2 separate regions of the Mus musculus genome follow, and region 1 is linked to region 2. The links are chromatin contacts, found by Hi-C or POLR2A ChIA-PET in ENCODE. All regions are on one chromosome and are shown on one strand. Each heading gives the region's core, a stretch centred on a gene start or an enhancer-like site at or near the end of the contact. The rest is flanking DNA. Distances are from core to core; before and after follow the strand shown.

Region 1 (4,450 bases), core at 208-2,707, 86 kb after region 2:
TTTGGCATTGACCATAGGAAGAATGGTAAGGGTCTATGATTCACAGAAGAATGATACCTCAGACTCAAACAGTATGCAAACGCAAAGAGTGTTTTATTCTGCTAAAGTCCAGCATGCTGGGGTCTTCCATTACCAAGATAGAGAGACAACCAAGTGAGCTTGCAGGCCAGATTTAAAGAACGTTAGTGGATTCCAGGGTAGGTAGTCTCCAGGGGCATTTCAAAACTAGGGTGTTGCGGGGGGGGGGGGGGGGGGGCTGGAAACTGTTGCTGAGGAAGTCTGGAAACTTGCTGACCCGTTGTCCTTGCTTCTGTCCAGGTGGCCGGGCAGCTTCTAATGGCAGGGCAGTTTCTGACTAGCTGCCTCAAGTCTGGGGCTTTTTTCTAGTAACTGGCTTACCTGGGCTTGCCTGGACTTGCCCAGTTGTTAGACCTAGACTCTCTAGACTTGCAGTTTGAAGCCTGTCATGGAGTCTCACAATTAATCTAGAAGGGCTGCAGAAATGGCTCAGCTGCTCTTCCAGAGGACCCAGGTTGATCCCAAAACCCACATGGCAACCTCAACCACTTGGAATCCCAGTTCCAGAGGATCTGACATCAACTTCAGACCTCTGTGGGCATCAGGCACACACGGGGTGCACAGACAAACATGCAGACCAAATTATACAAACAAAATTAAAAAAAAATTTTTTTTTTAATTGGGGGATGGGATGGAGTAAATGTTCTAGAAAACCTTATCCATGTGTTGGAGCCAACAAAGAGCTCTGGAGCTACTCCAGTTTAAACTGTCAAACATTAAGCTACCATTCCAAGACTGGGCCCCAAGTCTTAGAAAGTACCATCAACTCCCTGGGCGATTCTTAGCCATGGCATGGCTCACCGGCATCATTGCAGGAAAACGTCTCAAGGATGCTCCCTCTGTTAGCAACACAGCCTGTATAAGAGCACCCCAGCTCTTGCACAGCACCTGCAGACCAGAGCACCACAGCAATGCCTCTCTGTGGTAGGAGGGAAAAAAAAGCACCAAGGATTTATTGAGTCACAATCAGAAAATCTCTCCAGTTGTGAAAATGGCGTAATTTACAGATAGACAGACTACCAGTTCTGCATTAGATGAGGTGAAGAAAAGAAAAAGATTCCATTAAAATATTGTTATTTCACATTCTCTGGATAGCTGAGCTTCCTGACTGACATTCTTCTCCGAGTTGGAGAGGAAGCTCTACCCAGCTCAGCTCTGCGTGGAGTCCTGAGGCACAGGACAAAAGCATGGTCGATCAGTGCAGCATTCCGGAGTCAGGGGCTAACGGGGAGCCTTCTCCCTGCCCGAAGTCACGAGGTCACGGGGCAGGAGGAAAGAGGAAAAGAGTGGGGGAAAGTTGACCCAGGACTAGTTGCATGCCAAAGTCATTGTTCTGGCTCAGCCACTCCTTCCTGGAAAGTGGTGTGTGGGGGAGGGTTGCGCAGAGCCTCCCGGCTCCGGTTTCCCGGATGTTGCTGGCTCCTTGGAGATCCCTGGGGTCTGCTTATTTACCAGGCTTGAAGGCCCCAGGGACAGAAGGATGTGAGTGGAAATTATTCGAAGTGAGACACAAGGAGAAACCAAAGGCAAAGTAAAAGCTTTCACACGCTGCTCGCAGCTATCTTTCCGTGCAAATTCTAATCAATGAAGCAGATGTCATAGCTTTACTGCCTGCTACAACTTTCAAGTGTGTTTCATGGCGTTTTGTTTGTTTATTCATTTATTTATTCCAGCAATGACATTTGGAGAATGCTTTAAAAATGCCAACACAAAGAGAAGAGACACATTTAAGGCTTCTGGAAAACAACTTTTAGTGCATTTCAAGCTCATCTCTAGCTATTCCAAAATATATTTAGTTCTCTGAAGTCATTAACAGAGAGAGGACCAGGTCCCTGCCAGGAATCTCTCCCGCTCCCTCCCACGCGTAGTTGATTAATGGGATCTAGTCAGGCTGGGTTTTAATATGCTTTGCTATCCAGTGGCACACGGTCAGTGAGCTGAGAAGCAGAGTTCTGGAAAAGGCACGTGTGGAGAGTTGTGGAGAGCGCATGACTTTGGGTGGAGATCAGGGTGGGTGAATCCAGGGACTTGTATGGTGGGCACAATGAATGAAAGGGACAATCAATCTCTGCAGATCTGCTATAGGAAAATGCCCCAGCAGACTCACTGTGCAGATCCAGAGCACCCAGGAGCAGAGAAGAAGCCCCGTCTCCATAATAAGCCATTTACCAGGGTGCCTTAGACAGCGTTGAAATTCCCGACCTTGGCATATGTCTGGTACACTCCTGGTGCCTTTTGCTGGGAAGGCTGCGGAAAGGGCTCAAGCTGATGGCAGACGGAGGCTAGATCTACTGTAAACACTGACTCAGCGAAAGGCAAGGCGAGTGAAGGCCATTTCCCCCAGGAAGGAGATTTTCTGGTACCAGGCTCAAGTTCCCAGCAGAGGCCCATTCTGAGAATGTCATCCCATGTGTGGGTTTGGGACTCATCTCATCTTATGCTCCTCTTAGCATGGTACAATGTTTACCACGAGTGAATAGATGTCTGCAAGAAGGGCAGAATAAATATTGGTCTGCTCTCTAGGGAAGATGATGGTGTTGGCATTCAAAACTGGGACAAACAGGTGTGGTGCATATTTAACTTATCAAAGTGGACCTGGCCCTCAGGTTCTCCCAGAATCCCTCAGTCCCTACCTGGCATACCCAGCCCTCTACCCTGAACTTTCCAGCTGAGGAGTGGAGCTTCCTTCCCCGCCTCCAGAAGTTCTTCCCTCTATAACACTGAAATGTTGGTAGTCCCAGCCCTCCTGACCCTCTTTTTCTCTCTCTGCTTCCTCTTCTCCCTCCCCTCTGTCTCCCTCCTCATGGCAACTTATCTGGCCTTGTTCCTTGGGATCAGAGAGTGGCTTCCCAATCAACCTGCCTTTATATAATCTAATCAAGCTTGAATTGACTCATTTCATCCTAGCAGAGGGGCGAATTCTAGACAATGCCAGCAGAGGGGATCTTGAAGATTCTCAGTGCCTAAAATGTTGATAAATGGTGGAGCTGATAGGCTTTCCCGGTGCCCCTAGTGAGTCACTACCTGTTGTGTACACAGCCTGCGATGCTACCTGTACCCCCAGAAACAACTAGGAACATACTGTGTCACCTGAAAATAAGTACTTTCTTTAAAGGGGCAGGAAAAACACTGGATCATGGCAGACTGCCTGAGAATGCCTGTGTCTAACTGTGGCATTGTTATAATGACTATGGTGTCCCCAAGGTTCTTGTGCTACATGCCTAATTCTCTGTCACTGACACTATTATGGAATGTGATGGAAACTTTAGGAGATGTGGTCTTACTGAAGGAAGTAGGTCACTGTGGGTGTCTCCCTTTGAGGATTATGGCTGAATTCAGTCTTTTCCTATTTTCTGTTACACCCCCCCCCCCGTTTTTTTCCAATTTACACAAGCTAAGGCTATTTTGGAAAAGGGAAACTTAACTGAGAAAATGCCTCCTCCATAGGGTTGGCCAGTAGGCAAGGCTTTGGGGCATTTTCTTGATTAGTCATGGATATGGGAGGACCCAGGTCACTCTGGGGCAGGTGGTCCTGGGCTGTATATGAAATCAGGCTGAGCAAGCCAGTGAATAGCACTCCTCCATGATCTCTGCTTCAGTCCCTGCCTGCGGGTTTCCTGCCTTAACTTTCTGCTTTGACTTCTGTCAGTGATGGACTATGGCTGAGATGGGCTGCTTTGGGTCTTGGTCTTTAATCCAGCAATAGAACCCCATCTAAGACACTCCGCTTCCTATACACAGGAGCTTAGTGGTCTCTGCCTTATGCTTCTGCTACCAGGCTGTTTGGCTGGCCCAGAATCAACAGGGCCAAGGACAGGGGGCCGAAACATCGGAAGTCATGAATCCAAGTAAAATTCTTTGTCTTTTAACACATGAATGGAAAATAAATTCACTGGGGAGGGTGTGCAATCTGAAGTTACCTAACACAGGACTTAGGTAACTCCAATTCACACCAAGACAAGATAGACTCATTTAGAGACCCAAGAGTGGACTCAGAGACAAGGAGCACCTAAAAGTTGCTGGCACACAGAAGCTCGGTGGACGCTTGTATGGCGAACACTCATGGCTGAGTGAGTGGATGTGTATTTTGATGTGGGCGAGGCTTGTTAAGGGCTCTAAGACACGTATGGGCCACACTCAGGAAGAATGAGCAAAGCTTGAAGGAGCTGAGCTTGAGTGTTTATGGATGGCTGATCAGTGGGTACAAAGACTAACAACTGTGGCTCACTCTTGCAGATGTTTACAGCCAATTGTAGCAGTAGAGAAACCCACCTGATCCCAGCTTCACTGAACATGTGTAGATGTATTTATCCTTTCTTCACCACCTCCACACTACTATCTAAGGTTCCGAACCCAAGCCATGCAGAACATA
Region 2 (4,461 bases), core at 1,836-4,335:
AACCCCTCTGTAGGTCTCTGAAACAGTTTCTATTAAAGGAGGGAAATCGGACCACTGTCCCTGTCTCCGACTCTTGACTTAAAATGTGTGTCCTGGTCCCGACACATATCTCCACCACTGCTATCTCTCTGCCATGACTACCTCCCACCCCAGTCATCCAATGCAGGTATCATGCCCTTGAGTCTTCCCAACTGTGAACTAAATAAATGCATTTTCTTCGTCAGTAGCCCATGTCTGACTTGTTTGCGATGGTGTTGCAAGCTGACCACTACAACAGCCCATCTTGTTGGTATTGATGAATTTGTTAAAGTCTCTCCCTCTGGGCTCAGCAAACCTGTCTCTCTTCCACACGCAAGACAATCCTTCTGGTGCTTGCAGACAGGTCCTCTGTCTCCCTCAGTCTTGCTTGTTCCAAGGTCCCAGTCTCCTCCCGGCTCCTGGAGTCATGAGGCAAATAGGAACTGTTTCCCATCTGGTGTGTGCTGTGAATCTGATGAAATTGCTATGATCAATAAGCTCTCACCCGGCAGAGTGATGACGTCACTGCGGAAGACTCCGCTCCTATTGGTGCTCCTGACTAAAGGGCCATGTGGCCAAGTAAAGGCTGCAGTTGTGAGATTTGGTGAGTGTCACAAAGCCTGTATTCTGACAGACACCATCTCAGGTTGGAGTGAAACGGGAACAGGAAACATCCATCATTTTCCCTTCTCTTCTCCCACTTCCTCACCTCAGTCATTCTGGGTCCTCCCTCCTCCCATCCAGGCCCAGTGAGACTTCCTGTTTTCCTCTTTTGAGGACTCGCTCTCCGTTCCCTCTCATCTTGATAATTGTCCTTGCCTGCTTTATCCCTCGGATTCTGTTCCCTGCCCCCTCCCAGCTCCTACTTCATGTTTATTCAGCTCTCTCCACAAAAACATAGGCCCATTGAGATAAAGACCTTAATCACTCAGTCTCAGGGGGAAAAAAATCACTCAGAACCTCAGAAAACTCTCTGAATTAGAGAGTAGCTGAGGGCCAGAAGCAGGAAGAGTTCTAGTCTAGAAAGATCAGTTTACAGGAGCCCTTTAAATGGCCGTCGCTTGGGGTTTCTGCCCTTCGTCACCAGGCAGAGAAACCTTCTACTGTGTCCAGCAAGTAAGCCTCTGTAAGGTCATGGGTATAGGAAAGTGGAAGCCTGGGGGCTCAGAGCCATCGCAAAGAGACTCCTCGGGGTCAGAGGTCACATCTGTGGCTGAGAACAGAAGGTAAAATCGGCAGGAAGTGGCACACTCCTGGCGGATGCATTCCTAAACCTAGGCCCCGAGGTAGCTAACAAGTTCAGCCTCAAGCTAACCCGGTCACATGTGTATGCTGTTACACACTATTGCGCAGGTGTGTGGGCGCTTTGCTATGGAAGGCATAGACATGGTTCCTTCCTAGGTCTACAGATGGGAAGGACCATGCTCAATGGCAGCTTGCAGAGGGAGGGAAATCACAGTATGTTGTAACAGCACACTGCCATCCTCCACGCGCCTAGCATCAGTCCTAAAGTTAGGCAGTTTTGGTTTGAAGGGAGCAATTCATGTCTTAGAAAAAAATTCCTTTATAGGCAAAAATGAATTAGTGTTGTCAGCCAGGAAATATCAGAGTGCCTGTTTTGTTTGTTGGTCATGTTTTTTTTTTTTTTTTTTTTTTTTTTTATCTTGTGATTAGAAAATACATGTGGAGAAAGAGGAACACTCCTCCATTGTTGGTGGGAGTGCAGGCTTGTACAACCACTCTGGAAATCAGTCTGGCGGTTCCTCAGAAAATTGGACATAGTACTACCGGAGGATCCAGCAATACCTCTCATGGGCATATATCCAGAAGATGCCCCAACTGGTAAGAAGGACACATGCTCCACTATGTTCATAGCAGCCTTATTTATAATAGCCAGAAGCTGGAAAGAACCTAGATGCCCCTCAACAGAGGAATGGATACAGAAAATGTGGTACATCTACACAATGGAGTACTACTCAGCTATTAAAAAGAATGAATTTATGAAATTTCTAGCCAAATGGATGGACCTGGAGGGCATCATCCTGAGTGAGGTAACACATTCACAAAGAAACTCACACAATATGTACTCACTGATAAGTGGATATTAGCCCCAAACCTAGGATACCCAAGATATAAGATATAATTTGCTAAACACATGAAACTCAAGAAGAATGAAGACTGAAGTGTGGACACTATGCCCCTCCTTAGATTTGGGAACAAAACACCCATGGAAGGAGTTACAGAGACAAAGTTTGGAGCTGAGATGAAAGGATGGACCATGTAGAGACTGCCATATCCAGGGATCCACCCCATAATCAGCATCCAAACGCTGACACCATTGCATACACTAGCAAGATTTTATTGAAAGGACCCAGATGTAGCTGTCTCTTGTGAGACTATGCCGGGGCCTAGCAAACACAGAAGTGGATGCTCACAGTCAGCTAATGGATGGATCATAGGGCTCCCAATGGAGGAGCTAGAGAAAGTAGCCAAGGAGCTAAAGGGATCTGCAACCCTATAGGTGGAACAACATTATGAACTAACCAGTACCCCGGAGCTCTTGACTCTAGCTGCATATATATCAAAAGATGGCCTAGTCGGCCATCACTGGAAAGAGAGGCCCATTGGACTTGCAAACTTTATATGCCCCAGTACAGGGGAACACCAGGGCCAAAAAGGGGGAGTGGGTGGGCAGGGGAGTGGGGGTGGGTGGATATGGGGGACTTTTGGTATAGCATTGGAAATGTAAATGAGCTAAATACCTAATAAAAAATGGAAAAAAAAAAAAGAAAATACAAACTTGGAGTCATCCACCACTCTGCCTGCCATGTGAATGAAGACCAGCCACAGTGGGAGTGGGGAACACTGTAGAGAAGACACCTATTCCTGGTAGCTCCCTAGAAGCTATTTGCTGTTAAAACAAAAAAATGAATTCCTGGAGCAGATTCCAAAATTCCAGGCAAATTTCCTCACTTTTCACCACACGCTATGAGCTCATGTTCTGGAATTTTCCCCCTGTGTGTGTGACCTTCCCTAACCTAGACTGGATGTACGGGAAAGTGCAGGTGGCAGGAACTCTGTAGCCACGGAATTTCTCTCCAGGGGACAACAGCAGGCCTCAGAGGACAGCTGGACAGAGCCCTCCAGGGGGTCTTAATGGAGGTAAGCACCCAGAGCCCAGAGTGACATTCCTGGCTACCCTGAGGTAAGCACACAACTACACTTCCTCAGCCAAGGAAACATATTTGCATATGCAAAAATGCATTCCTGACTTTACAGGTGAATAGCAAGGGCCTTAGGACCAAATACACCAAGCACACTTTGAGCCCCTGATTTTAGGCTCTGCTGGGGAGATTTTAGGTTGCTGATCAGGGAGAGATCCTGGTACTTTCAGGTATCAGATGAGAAAGAGTATTGAGACCCACAGATTTATAGATTCCTCTCAAAAGCTTCCTTCCTTCCAAACTGTGTCCACTCTTGCTCTCTTCCTGGAACTCCACAAACCGTGTCACACTGCTCACTACAACGGTAGCATCCTTCCTTTCTCCTGCCTTACTCTGCCCGCCTCTTTCCTTCACACCGCGTAGCTACTTCCATATACTTTCTGAATCTCATCTTCCTTTGTCAATCTCCTGGACTCCTCCCTCAGTCCCATTCTGGGTCACCCAAACTGTTGCCATGGTCTGCGTGCTGGCTCTTTTCTCTGAAGCCCGACTACCCCTCCCACCACAGAGCATCTCTGGGATTCTTAAAACCCAGCTGTGTCTGCACTGACCTCTGCTGTAAACCGCTGGACTCCCTGGATCAGCTGCAGACAGGCCCCCAACCCCTCCCCTCTCCCCCCAACCCCCTCTAGCTGCTAGCCCCCACAATTCCCTGGGCTCCTGCCCTTACTCTTGCTTTCAGTTTTCACAGGCTCAGGCTTTTCAGGCCTTCCACGGTGTTTGTTTATCTATCCAACTTAGCCCTTGGGGCCCCAATATGATTAAGAAGCTTCTCTTGGGTTTCTGTCCTGGTACTGTCACCTCCTAGAGAGGTGTCATTTATATCTCAGCCTAGTACAGAGAGGGCTTTAGCTTATGAAGTGAGGAAAATACTTCTCAAGGGAACGAGTGAATGAATGAATGAATGAATGAATGAACGAGTGAGCAAATGAATCGTGACTGCTGTGCTTACGATGGTAGCAGAAGGAAGATGCTGAACCAGTGTGAAGTCATCACTTCTGGACACACCAGAGACCACCTGTGTTCTATCACATCACCAAGGTGATAACCGGGCACAAATTCGCACGTATAGACAATAATAACCCTTGTGTCGAGGTTCCACAGTGATCAGTGGAGCTGATGCATGCGAATATGCTTTCAAAATCATAAATGACTGTTCAGATGTGCTAGGGACGTGTCCAGCATCCCTGACGGGCAGAAGCCTCCGAGCTGGTGATTC

The links. Hi-C counts contacts between places; a loop is a spot of excess contacts on that map. ChIA-PET counts read pairs that join two places held with the same protein, here RNA polymerase II (POLR2A).
Region 1: a loop to region 2 is called in a map of heart, with 7 times the contacts of the local background. The contact joins two enhancer-like sites. A Hi-C loop is called at or near these places in 3 of 37 maps with a recorded cell type or tissue (all heart). POLR2A ChIA-PET finds 5 or more read pairs at or near these places in 3 of 5 experiments (all embryonic stem cell).

What each region holds. Positions count from the first base shown.
Region 1 is chr16:30,820,044-30,824,493 of GRCm38, forward strand. No RefSeq gene overlaps it. Among named protein-coding and RNA genes, the nearest start is that of Gm26295, 8.1 kb to the left of the region's middle. Within about 2 kb of position 1,458, at least 2 of the 3 ENCODE cell types and tissues checked have a DNase peak (open chromatin) inside an H3K27ac peak, as active enhancers do; they include heart, where a contact is called at or near this core.
Region 2 is chr16:30,732,411-30,736,871 of GRCm38, forward strand. No RefSeq gene overlaps it. Among named protein-coding and RNA genes, the nearest start is that of Gm33502, 59 kb to the right of the region's middle. Within about 2 kb of position 3,086, at least 1 of the 3 ENCODE cell types and tissues checked has a DNase peak (open chromatin) inside an H3K27ac peak, as active enhancers do; it is heart, where a contact is called at or near this core.